2 separate regions of the Homo sapiens genome follow, and region 1 is linked to region 2. The links are chromatin loops, found by intact Hi-C in ENCODE. Cell type or tissue: Calu3. All regions are shown on one strand.

Region 1 (5,000 bases), 61 kb before region 2:
GCTGGCAGGTTTCATCAACCTTCACCATCTAAAAAGCCTTTCTTCTAGAGAAGTCTAGAAAATCTATCATGCTCATCTCTCTCACATGCCTTGTTTTGCTCCTAGGGCGGTTCGAGCAGAAGTAAAAGCTTTCAGCCCATCTGAGCAAACAAGAAATGCCTCCCTTTGATAGGAATAACATGAGAGGCTGAACAATAAATCCCATTTGTTTTCTTGGAGATGAAACTCAGAAACTGAAAATAATCACGGTTCTAGATACTTCTAAGTACAGCATGACCTAAAGAGAAACTTCAAAATAGTCACCCAGATCACAAAAGCCTTCAATCCAAACGCCACTGCTCTTCTCACTGTCCAAGCCAGATGGGAAGCCTCAAGTCAGGCCCCAGCCCCAGTCCCTCCCTATGAACACTCGGTGAGAGTCTCACATACAGAATGGTTTTGTTTTTTCAGTCCAAAATGTAAAATTTATTTATTTATTTTGAGATGGAGTCTCGCTCTGTTGCCCAGGCTGGAGTGCAATGGCACAATCTCAGCTCACTGGAACCTCTGCCTCCCGGGTACAAGCAATTCTCCTGCCTCAGCCTCTAGAATAACTGGGACTACAGGTGTGCACCATGACGCCTGGCTAATTTTTAATATTTTAATTTTTTTTGTTTGTTTTTGAGAAGGAGTCTCACTCTGTCACCCAGTCTGGAGTGCAGTGGCACAATCTCAGCTCACTGCAACCTCCGCCTCCCACGTTCAAGTGATTCTCCTGCCTCAGCCTCCCGAGTAGCTGGGATTACAGGCACACAACACCACGCCTGGCTAATTTTTGTATTTTTTAGTAGAGATGGGTTTTTACCATGTTGGCCAGGCTGGTCTCAAACTCCTGATCTCAAATGATCCACCTGCCTCAGCCTCTCAAAGTACTGGGATTTCAGGCGTGAGCCAGCACACCCGGCCAAAATGTAAAATTTAAAGGGCTAAGTCCTTTACCTTTCAGTTTCAGTCCAGAGTGTACACTGAACCAGTAAAATGAAAAGTTCCTTTTTCTAATAGAGCATAATTTCCAAAAGATCCTACTAGAATAATATTCAATGTTTGTCTCTCAAAAGACCACAATCTCCCTGATCCAGTGGGGAATATGTCTGGGGCACCATTTGACCTGTAGATTTGCATACTTATTTGGGATGGACAGAATTCCTGCCAGCCTTGTTTGAGAGAATCCTGTAATCCAGAGGCTTTGAGAAAGAGAGAAAAAGTTGGAGTTCCATCAAGATCTAGAAATTTCCATCCCAATTTATGGTCTTCGACCTCAAAATGTGACCTGAGGAACTCCATGAGGGCAAAGCCTTATACCTCATTCAAGTGACTGTCACCCTCTCGACCACATAAAGGCTGCGTGAGCGTGCCACGTGCTTCAAGGATAGAGAATTAACCACTGCAACTCAGCAAATACACAAAATCCCAGCTAGAGAGCTCTGCTCTATTTTCTCCCTCCAAGCCAAAGCAATGAGGCTCCCATTGCCTCATCGCCTCATCTGTCTCTTCTCAGAAGAGGAAACAGAACAACCTCCCCACAGCAACACCGACACCCTTGGCCATCTATTTCCCACAGACACCCACATTTGACCAGCTATCATGAAAGACGCACAGTGGTTCTCTGATGCCACCCTTCCAAATCTCTAAGTAAGGAGCACATCCTACCTGTAGGTAGAACCCTACAGCATCCTACCTTCTCTGACTGTGAAAACAAACCAAGCATGAAGACCATGAATACAACAGCCGGGTCTCCTAAGGGAGAGGGAATCCGTGAAAGCAAACCAACAGACACATCTTTTAAAAGGGGAAGAACACACAGCATTCCACACTCACATCTTAACAAGAGTTGGCAGGCCAGGTGCGGTGGCTCATGCCTGTAATCCCAGCACTTCGGGAGGCCTGCGCGGGCAGATCATCTGAGGTCAGGAGTTCAAGGCTAGCCTGGGCAACATAGTGAAACTCCATCTCTACTAAAAATACAAAAATTAGCCAGGCATGATGATGTCCGCCTATAATCCCAGCTACCAGGAGGCTGAGGCAGGAGAATCACTTGAACCCAGGAGACGGAGGTTGCAGTGGGCCAAGATCATGCCACTGCCCTCCAGCCTGTGCAACAGAACAAGACTCCGTCTCATAAAACTTCCCAACTGAGGTCTTTCGGTTTACAAAGGCAGCCGTTGATAAAGCCACATGAGTAAATGAGTTTAGAGAGAAACTCTAATTTCTTGCTTCAGAATTTGCAATGTTAAGAACCACAAAACTCCAAATATAAGCAACTTATTAAACTGTTTTTTGATTATTTCAATTCAGCACACGCTGATAGAAACCTCGCTAAGTTCCAGCACATTACTGCACACTCTTACTGCCATCACTAAATTGACATTTCATGGCAAGTTTATTTGCCCAAGCTCTGACAGAAGCAGCTTTCTCTCTGCCCCATCCTCACCTGAATCTCCAGGTAACCTCTTCTTACATAAAACTGTAAGATATTAACTTGATTTTAACACTTCTACATCCTCTTTGCCCACACCATAAATGAAATGCCAAGATTAAATGCCAGACCAAATATTAGCCCTCTCTCCAGCCACCTCACCCAGGCCCCCTGCAAGAATCGAAAGCAATCAATAAGGCTTCCTTCCTCAATGGTGGGGCAAAGGACAACGGGTAGCCTGCAGAGAATGTGACAAAAAAGCTGACATCGCAGAGTTCTACCATGCCCCATCCAGGCTGGCGTGTGCCTGCTCCCACCCCAGGGAGCTGGCACCCGCAGAATACCACCTGCTCCCAAAGGCTTCTTGCTGGGGTCAGTTCTGCGGGAGAGTCTGTATTTGCCAGTCAGTACGTTTGGAGTGATCTAGCTGCCACTAACCAGCCTTTGCCCCCCGGGATCCCTGTTGTGAAACAGGAATGAAAAGCTGCTTTGTAGCAATCAAAAGCTCATTAAACAGTAGCTACCAAAGGAAGTTTTGAAATCTCTATCCTGGAGGAAAGGACAGGACTGACCCCTCCTTTCATCAGGATGGGCTCAGGGTGCACGGCTCTGTCTGGAGATGCAAGAGGAAGTATGGGACCAACGCACAATAACGACTAACAGTTGCATGGTACTATTATTTAAAAGCGCTGCCTCTCCTACCACCTCCTCCTCCCCATAGTGCTACAAGGAAACAGTCATCACCCCATTTTACAGGCAAGGAAACTGAGGCTCAGAGGTTCCATGCCTTTTCTAAGGCCATAGAGTTAGCAAGGGTGGAAACAGAACTTGACACCCCTCTCCACGTAATTTCCACCTGAACCTCCAGAGAGGGCATCTGGCACAGAGTAGAGACCCTTAGGGGTTGTCTGTGACAGCGATGGTTTATAAGAACAGGATGAGATGGCTGCTGGGGACACGAAAGCGGCAAAAGGAAGGTGCTTCCTCCTCAACTCCGCTCCGGTTCCGTGATCTGTCAACTAAATAAGCCCACTTAGAAAGGCTGTCGCTGTGACCCATTACCTGGCACGCCACCCCAATCCCTTCTCAACAGAGGGGCTTTCTGCCCCCCTCCGGTGAGATTTCGCAACTCTAGAGCTGGCATGCAGAGCCCGTGTCAGGGTAGGACACCAAGTCTTACACTCAGAGCAAGAAATGGAAAAGAATTCACTGGCAGCAAAGTCAGGAGTATGGAAAATCAAATGAGCCCTGGCCAGGAAGCCTCTAAGTCAAGAGGCTTCAAGTTCAGAACCCCACAGGGCTCTACGGAGCCGAGACCTTGTGCCAGGAACAGGTACAAGCATGACAACCTAAAAGGTAATGGTCAGGCTTTCAATATCCTAACGTCTCTGGACGTGCAGAATCATGTCATTTAAATGATGCCACCACAGCCACTCCTTATCACACACAGAAACAAAAATTCCATCCAGAAGCCACAGTGTGATGGAAGCCGAGACTGAGATGCAGCCTTCCATCACGAGCAAGTGAGCAGGAATGACTGAATCTTGACAGCTTCAGTAATGAATTAACAGGTTAATTAATTAACTAGGCCACCGCTTCTTCATTTACTTAACCACTACTTTGTTCCCAACCCAGGAGACAGTCCAAACTTCACACTCCAGCTGTGGTTTGAGGGACTCCGCCGTGCCTCCGTCCCCTGGCCCCAGCTCAGCTATCACACTGGAGCCTTTGTCTTCCTGGGACAGAGGCTGCCCCAAGCAGTCAACAATTTCAGCCATTCCTCCTTCTTCCACTGGGGATGGGCTGCCAAAAGCTCCCAAAACTCCCTTCCAGGTGTCAACTCCACATTCGAGCTTATCAGTCAGTGCTTGGAATAAAAGACGCTTCATTCTTGAACACACACCTGAGGGGGGACTTCGCTCTGGTACGGATTCCTGTGCGCTTTCAGGCTGTGTCCTATCATGTCTGGGGCTGAGTTACAACAGATTTATGTCAAGGGCTAGTTGACAGTGCCATGCTGATCTGCCGCCATCAAGTCAGGGCTGGTAGTGATGCCTGACCCATCCAGAAGTGACATGCGGCCTCTGATGGGCCCCCAAACAACAACTGCCTGCTGCTTACAGCTTTCATTTGAAGGGATGCGGACAGGCAGGGGGAACAAATTTCTGGAAAGTTAAACTGATAAAAGACCGGGCACGGTGGCTCATGCCTGTAATCTTGGCACTTTGGGAGGCCGAGGCGGGCGGATCACTCCAGGCCAGGTGTTCGAGACCAGCCTGGCCAACATGGTGAAACCCCATCTCTACTAAAAACTACAAAAACTAGCTGGGCATGGTGGCACATGCCTATAATCCCAACTATTCAGGAGACAGAGGCAGGAGAATCACTTGAACCTGGGAGGCAGAGGTTTCAATGAGCCAAGATCATGCCACTGTACTCCAGCCTGGGCAACAAAGCAAGACTCTGTCTCAAAAAACACAAGGAGTGGAGAGAAGACATATCTGGCCTTGACAAAACCAGAGGCACCATTTCCACTTCCACTGTA
Region 2 (5,000 bases):
AACTACGAACATTAAACAAAACACTTCCAGTTTAAACACGACCCCAGTTATTTCATAGCCATGTAATTATTTGTTAAGTCTGATATTAAAAACATCTCATATTGGATTGCTGTGGTTTTGTGAATTCTCACCCTCAACTGGGTCAGAAAGACTTGAAAGGAATAAAGTCTTTACTTATGGCTTGATGCGGGGCCATTGGCATAGTAAGTGCTCTGTCTTTTAACTGGTTGAAATAAACAGACAAAACAGAAACACACACATATACCCCAAATTTGAATCAGAGAGAGCCAGTATAAAATGATACAAGTACCAGTTCTCTGGGCTTGCCAGATTTCTGCTCTATAAGTAATATTAAACATGGCTCTTGGTCTATGAATTGTGAAACACTTTATATACTAATAAAGAATGTGTACTTCATTGTGTATTTAACTGCGTAAGCCTGTATTTGGTTTAATTGACCAAGAATAAGTCCTTGTTCCAAAGCTAACTATCAAGTTACAGTCAACTCTTAAATATTAACACTCATATTGAAAAACAAAGATGCAGATAATACGAAACAGAAGATTATTTTAAATCATTCACTCTTGGTATGCGGATATATTCTTTCTTCCTTTCTTTTAACTTGCAATTAAATGCGTATGGTTAATATTATGGCATTTACAATACTTCTAACAAAGGACTTAAACCATACTGGAAAAATCTGACTTAGGGAGGTCTCTGTGTAGATCCTGTCCTCGACGTTTCTGCTACTGAACTCTGGACCAACTCACGTTGGTCCAGGAGAGCATCACCTCTCAGAAGATTGACAAAAAATTGCTACACAAACTACATTTTTTTTCAGGTTGTTACTTTTCAGAGTCACACTCTGTGGAGGGTGGGAAAGTAATTAAGGGTGTAGGGTTGAAAAGCCCTTTCATTTTAGCTCCTACTGGGTTGGTGTAAACAAAGATGCCATTAATGTCAACAATGACTTAATTAACCAGAGTAGGTGACAATGTCAGGAAGAACTTGAAAGTAAGAGTTGCCCCCTCTCAGGGTAATCAAGCTTGACTAGACTTCAAATATTTATAATGTTAATCAACAGAATAGTACTTGGCATTGAGGACTGCCCCCCTTCGAGTCAATAACCATGTTTTCACTCCTCTGCTGGTGCCCTATAACAATGAATGACCAAAAGGAAATTAACAATGAATGACCAACTGGAAAACTCATATTTAATCTGAAATATTAAAAACTAAAATCTTCTAGAGATTATTTTCTTAAGTCAATTGAGTGGGCCCAACCCCACTGCTACTATTTCAGAACGTGTCCAGAAGACAAATGATATATATGATATATGATATGACATATGATATGATACGATATTGCACAAAGCCAAGATGACTAAACATAACCTTTCCCTGAGGGGCCAAAAGAAAAGGACCCTCTAGTGTTAGGGCCCAGGCTTCTTCCTGGAACTTCTCAGTCACATTTTTCTCCTATCCAATAGACATTATCTAAACTGAGCTTCCAAATAAATTAGCAAACCAAAAAGTCTTACAAGATAAGACCTTGGTGCACAGAAGGTCAAGGTGGAACTTACTGCTAACCAAAGCTATAGTAGTTCTAATCATGGAGAACTGATGGACAGGGGCACAGGCACGCACGCACGCACGCGCACTCGCGCACACACACACACACACGCACACTCTCTCTCTCTCTCTCTCTCTTCCAATTCACCAGCACAGAGCCTAAACCTGAGCCCATTTTCAGCTGTTAAAAACTCCTTTCTCATCTATAATTCAATGACCTTCCTAATCACCTCTGACACCAAAGCGAACTCCTGCAACAGAAGAACTGGTCTTAGGGCTCAAATCAGTGGCCAGTATTAGACTAACAGATGAGGGGAAGTGGGGACCCTACAGAAAGCAAACACAGCTTCCTGGAAACACCAAGGGCCTCCTCCATCCAAAAACAACTTTCTTCTCAACTGTCTCCAAAAGCCTAGATGTTTTTTGACATTGTGGCACCTGGCACAGCCAGCCCACGGGACTGGGAAGACCCATGTTCCCAGCTCCCTGGCGACAACGGCGACAAGGCCATGCACCCGGTGCTTACTGGATGCCAGCCCCTGTGCTAATTGCTCTTTATGTCCAGGTCAAATGGAAATCTCCTAACAACCTTTTGGTGGAAGAGTCAGAAGACTTCTGAGGACATTAATATTCAATGACTATTAATGAAGAGACCCTAAAGATCATCTTCTTAAGCCCTCAGACGACAGAAAGGGAAACTGAGGCCTGGGACTTGTATACTTTTCCAAAGCCTCTTCTTTGCCAGGTTTTGCACCTTCCTCTAAGACATCTTTTCTTTTCCATCTCATAATTCTGGATGCAAATGAACTCATAGCTCATGGAAACTATAAACCCATAAAAATGCACAAAAGGACATTAACAAAATATTACCTAAAATTTCCAGAACTTCATCGACCTCCTTCCTGATCCATAAGTGCATCCACAGATCCCAGGTTGAGCAGGCCTGCTTCCAACAATACCCACATTGTTGGATGTAAATTCTTACACAAAGACTCACTCGGGGAACTTCGTCCCTTTCCACGATTTCTTCCCTCTGCCTCACCTGTCCCTCCCTGCATGTATACACAATTTTAAACTTCCTTCAAGAATTAAATACAGTAAAACAAATCCTCTGGGACCATTTTACACTTTATGTTGAAATAAACTCACAATAACGCTGCCCTGAAAAGCCAAAATGAAAAATGACAGTTTTTCCCTAACCTGGGTTGCTCCTAAAGCCCACACCGTAGGAAATCCCAGCTCAGCTTCCTCAGTTTTTGCCGAGCCACGCACTCAAGGGAAAACCAGCAATCACGGAAACATCCATTTTAATTATTAGCAAAATTAAAGACGTACAGGCATGACTTTCAGAAACCAGGAACTTTTTCCCTCTTACATGAAAGCCCTGTAAAAATGCATCACCACTGCAAATTACACTCATCCTGGTGTCCCAGCACAAATCACCAAGAGGCAGTTCCATAATCGGCCTGTAGCTGTAGCTATACAAGCCTCAGACACAAACTCCTACCAGATTCCCTTCCCAGAGACGCAGGGAGATGTCACCACACCTGTTAATTATAGAGCTGCCATCCCTCTGTGTAACGAAAAGTTCCCCAGTCTCACACGATTGCTTCAGGTGATAAGTGCTTCGGTCCTCATCCTTCAATGACAAGTGCCTGGGGTCTTCCTGGGGAGCCCATGTCTCTCAGAACTCTCATCTCAGATGGACGCAACCCTCCTTCCTAAACTGTCCTGATCCAGCTAAGGAGGCTGGGCTCTCTGTCCTCTCCCAGCCTACCCCACTGGGTAAGTGTGCTGTTCATTCACCCCACGCACGAGATGTGTTCCCAGAGCAGCTCAGCTTACCCCAGACACCACTCGGACTGCTGCGGGTTCCTAAAGCCAGGCAGGCACCAGGTGGACTCTCCACAAACAGGTTCATTAAGTGGCGATGAGTGCTGGGATCTGCCGTTTTATTCTCGGATTACCACTCGAAAAATAACTCAGCTACCAATATTCCCTACTGATGACAGATTTCAGTGCAGCACCAAGTAGAGGCTTGGCTCACGTTGTCTCCAAAGGGCTGGGAGAGAGGTTCCAAATCTGCTAAGCTGAATAATTCAGCCTCATGTAGTCCTCGTAATTGGACTTACACCTTGAAAATTAAATTTCCAAAGCTGTGACACCGGCGCATGCCCTGTGATACTTGGAGGTTCTCGGAGCTGGAGGAGATCCCCTGGCACATTCACTTTCAAGTTTACCTAAACTAGAATCTGCCACTCTGTGATGATGCATTGCTTAAGTATTATGAATTACAATGGCTAAAAAAAAATTCTGAGATGTCAAGCCTCTCTCTCTGTGCTAAACTTCAGAAACTTCTTTTCTCCTTAAACAATGAAAATAAGATGTCAGCATTTCAGATGTTGGCAATTTCTTTTAGTGGTTCATCTTGTCCGAAAATAGCAATTCTTTACATTGTAAGCAGTAGGAATGATGCTGGGGGAGACTAGAGATGACATTCATCCTCCCAAGGTTCATCCCTTCCACAGCTCTCTCGGGCACTGGATAAAGGCCAACTCCCAGCTGTCTCCCTCACCCAGCACAGAGAAACACACACAGCAAGAAACCACCAAACTATACCATCCTGCCTGCAGTGCTGCGGCAAAGGACCTTCTCTCATCAGCTCTGCCTTGCCGGGAGCCAAGAGACCACGATCTGGTGCTCTTAGAAGCCCCATTTACAATGCAAGGGTAGCTGATTCTAAAACAGGCCTTAACAATCTGCCCCCAGACAAATCCCAAAACAAACCTGAAAAGTGAAATTAAATGACTTACCTTCTGGCTCTAATGTGGTATCCTCAACTAAACTGAAGGAGGGCCGGGCCAGGGACAAGGTTGCCATGGTGACCACGACCAGGCAGATGAAACGACCCCAGCTGACCATGGTTACGGTACCAATCCCCGGTCCTCTTCCATATCTCCATGTGGACGTTAATCCCATCTGCACACTTCCTCTACGGGCATGGACTACGCGCAATGCCTTCAGCCTGCGGTGGGCTCAGGAACCGAGGCGCTGCCGCTGCTGCTGCAGTCACTAAAGGAAAGAGATTGGCGAGTCAGGGAATCTTCCCCAATGCCAAATCACTCCAGCCCAAGTGGGATAAAACCATTTTTCAGCCTCTCAAATGTGCGCAAACAGAGTTCTTTTTCATTATCTGCTAAATCCTTCCATCCTCACCTCAGAGTCCCAGGTGATACCACCAGACCGGTCCACAGAAATGTGTGAGGCTAATCTTTTTAAAAGCATACTTTTAAGAAACAGAGATAAAACAGTAGCTACAGGACTCAGATACGTGCAGCCACTTCAGTGAGGCAATGTGTGCTCTCTTCTACTATCCACTATCGCCTCCACCGCCCTCAATGAGCAGAAGCAACGTGACCTTAGTTTCAA

Evidence for each region. Hi-C counts contacts between places; a loop is a spot of excess contacts. Peaks named below come from ENCODE experiments on the same cell type or tissue, not always from the same donor. Only the 100,000 strongest peaks of a DNase experiment are listed, where the experiment ranks them.
Region 1: it touches region 2 in a loop (2.4-fold over the local background); 14 of 110 quality-filtered maps call a loop at or near these places.

Annotation. Positions count from the first base shown.
Region 1 is chr10:121,528,465-121,533,464 of GRCh38, forward strand. All of the region lies in intron 6 of FGFR2 (fibroblast growth factor receptor 2), which reads right to left. Among named protein-coding and RNA genes, the nearest start is that of FGFR2, 67 kb to the right of the region's middle. In Calu3, no CTCF peak of the experiment used is centred here; a DNase peak (open chromatin) is centred at 2,897.
Region 2 is chr10:121,589,325-121,594,324 of GRCh38, forward strand. It overlaps FGFR2 (fibroblast growth factor receptor 2), which reads right to left. Exons shown (of 18, transcript NM_000141.5): 2 at 4,385-4,643. The coding sequence starts at 4,493. Among named protein-coding and RNA genes, the nearest start is that of FGFR2, 6.6 kb to the right of the region's middle. RefSeq lists an enhancer at 4,581-5,000. In Calu3, a CTCF peak has its summit at 3,011; no DNase peak of the experiment used is centred here.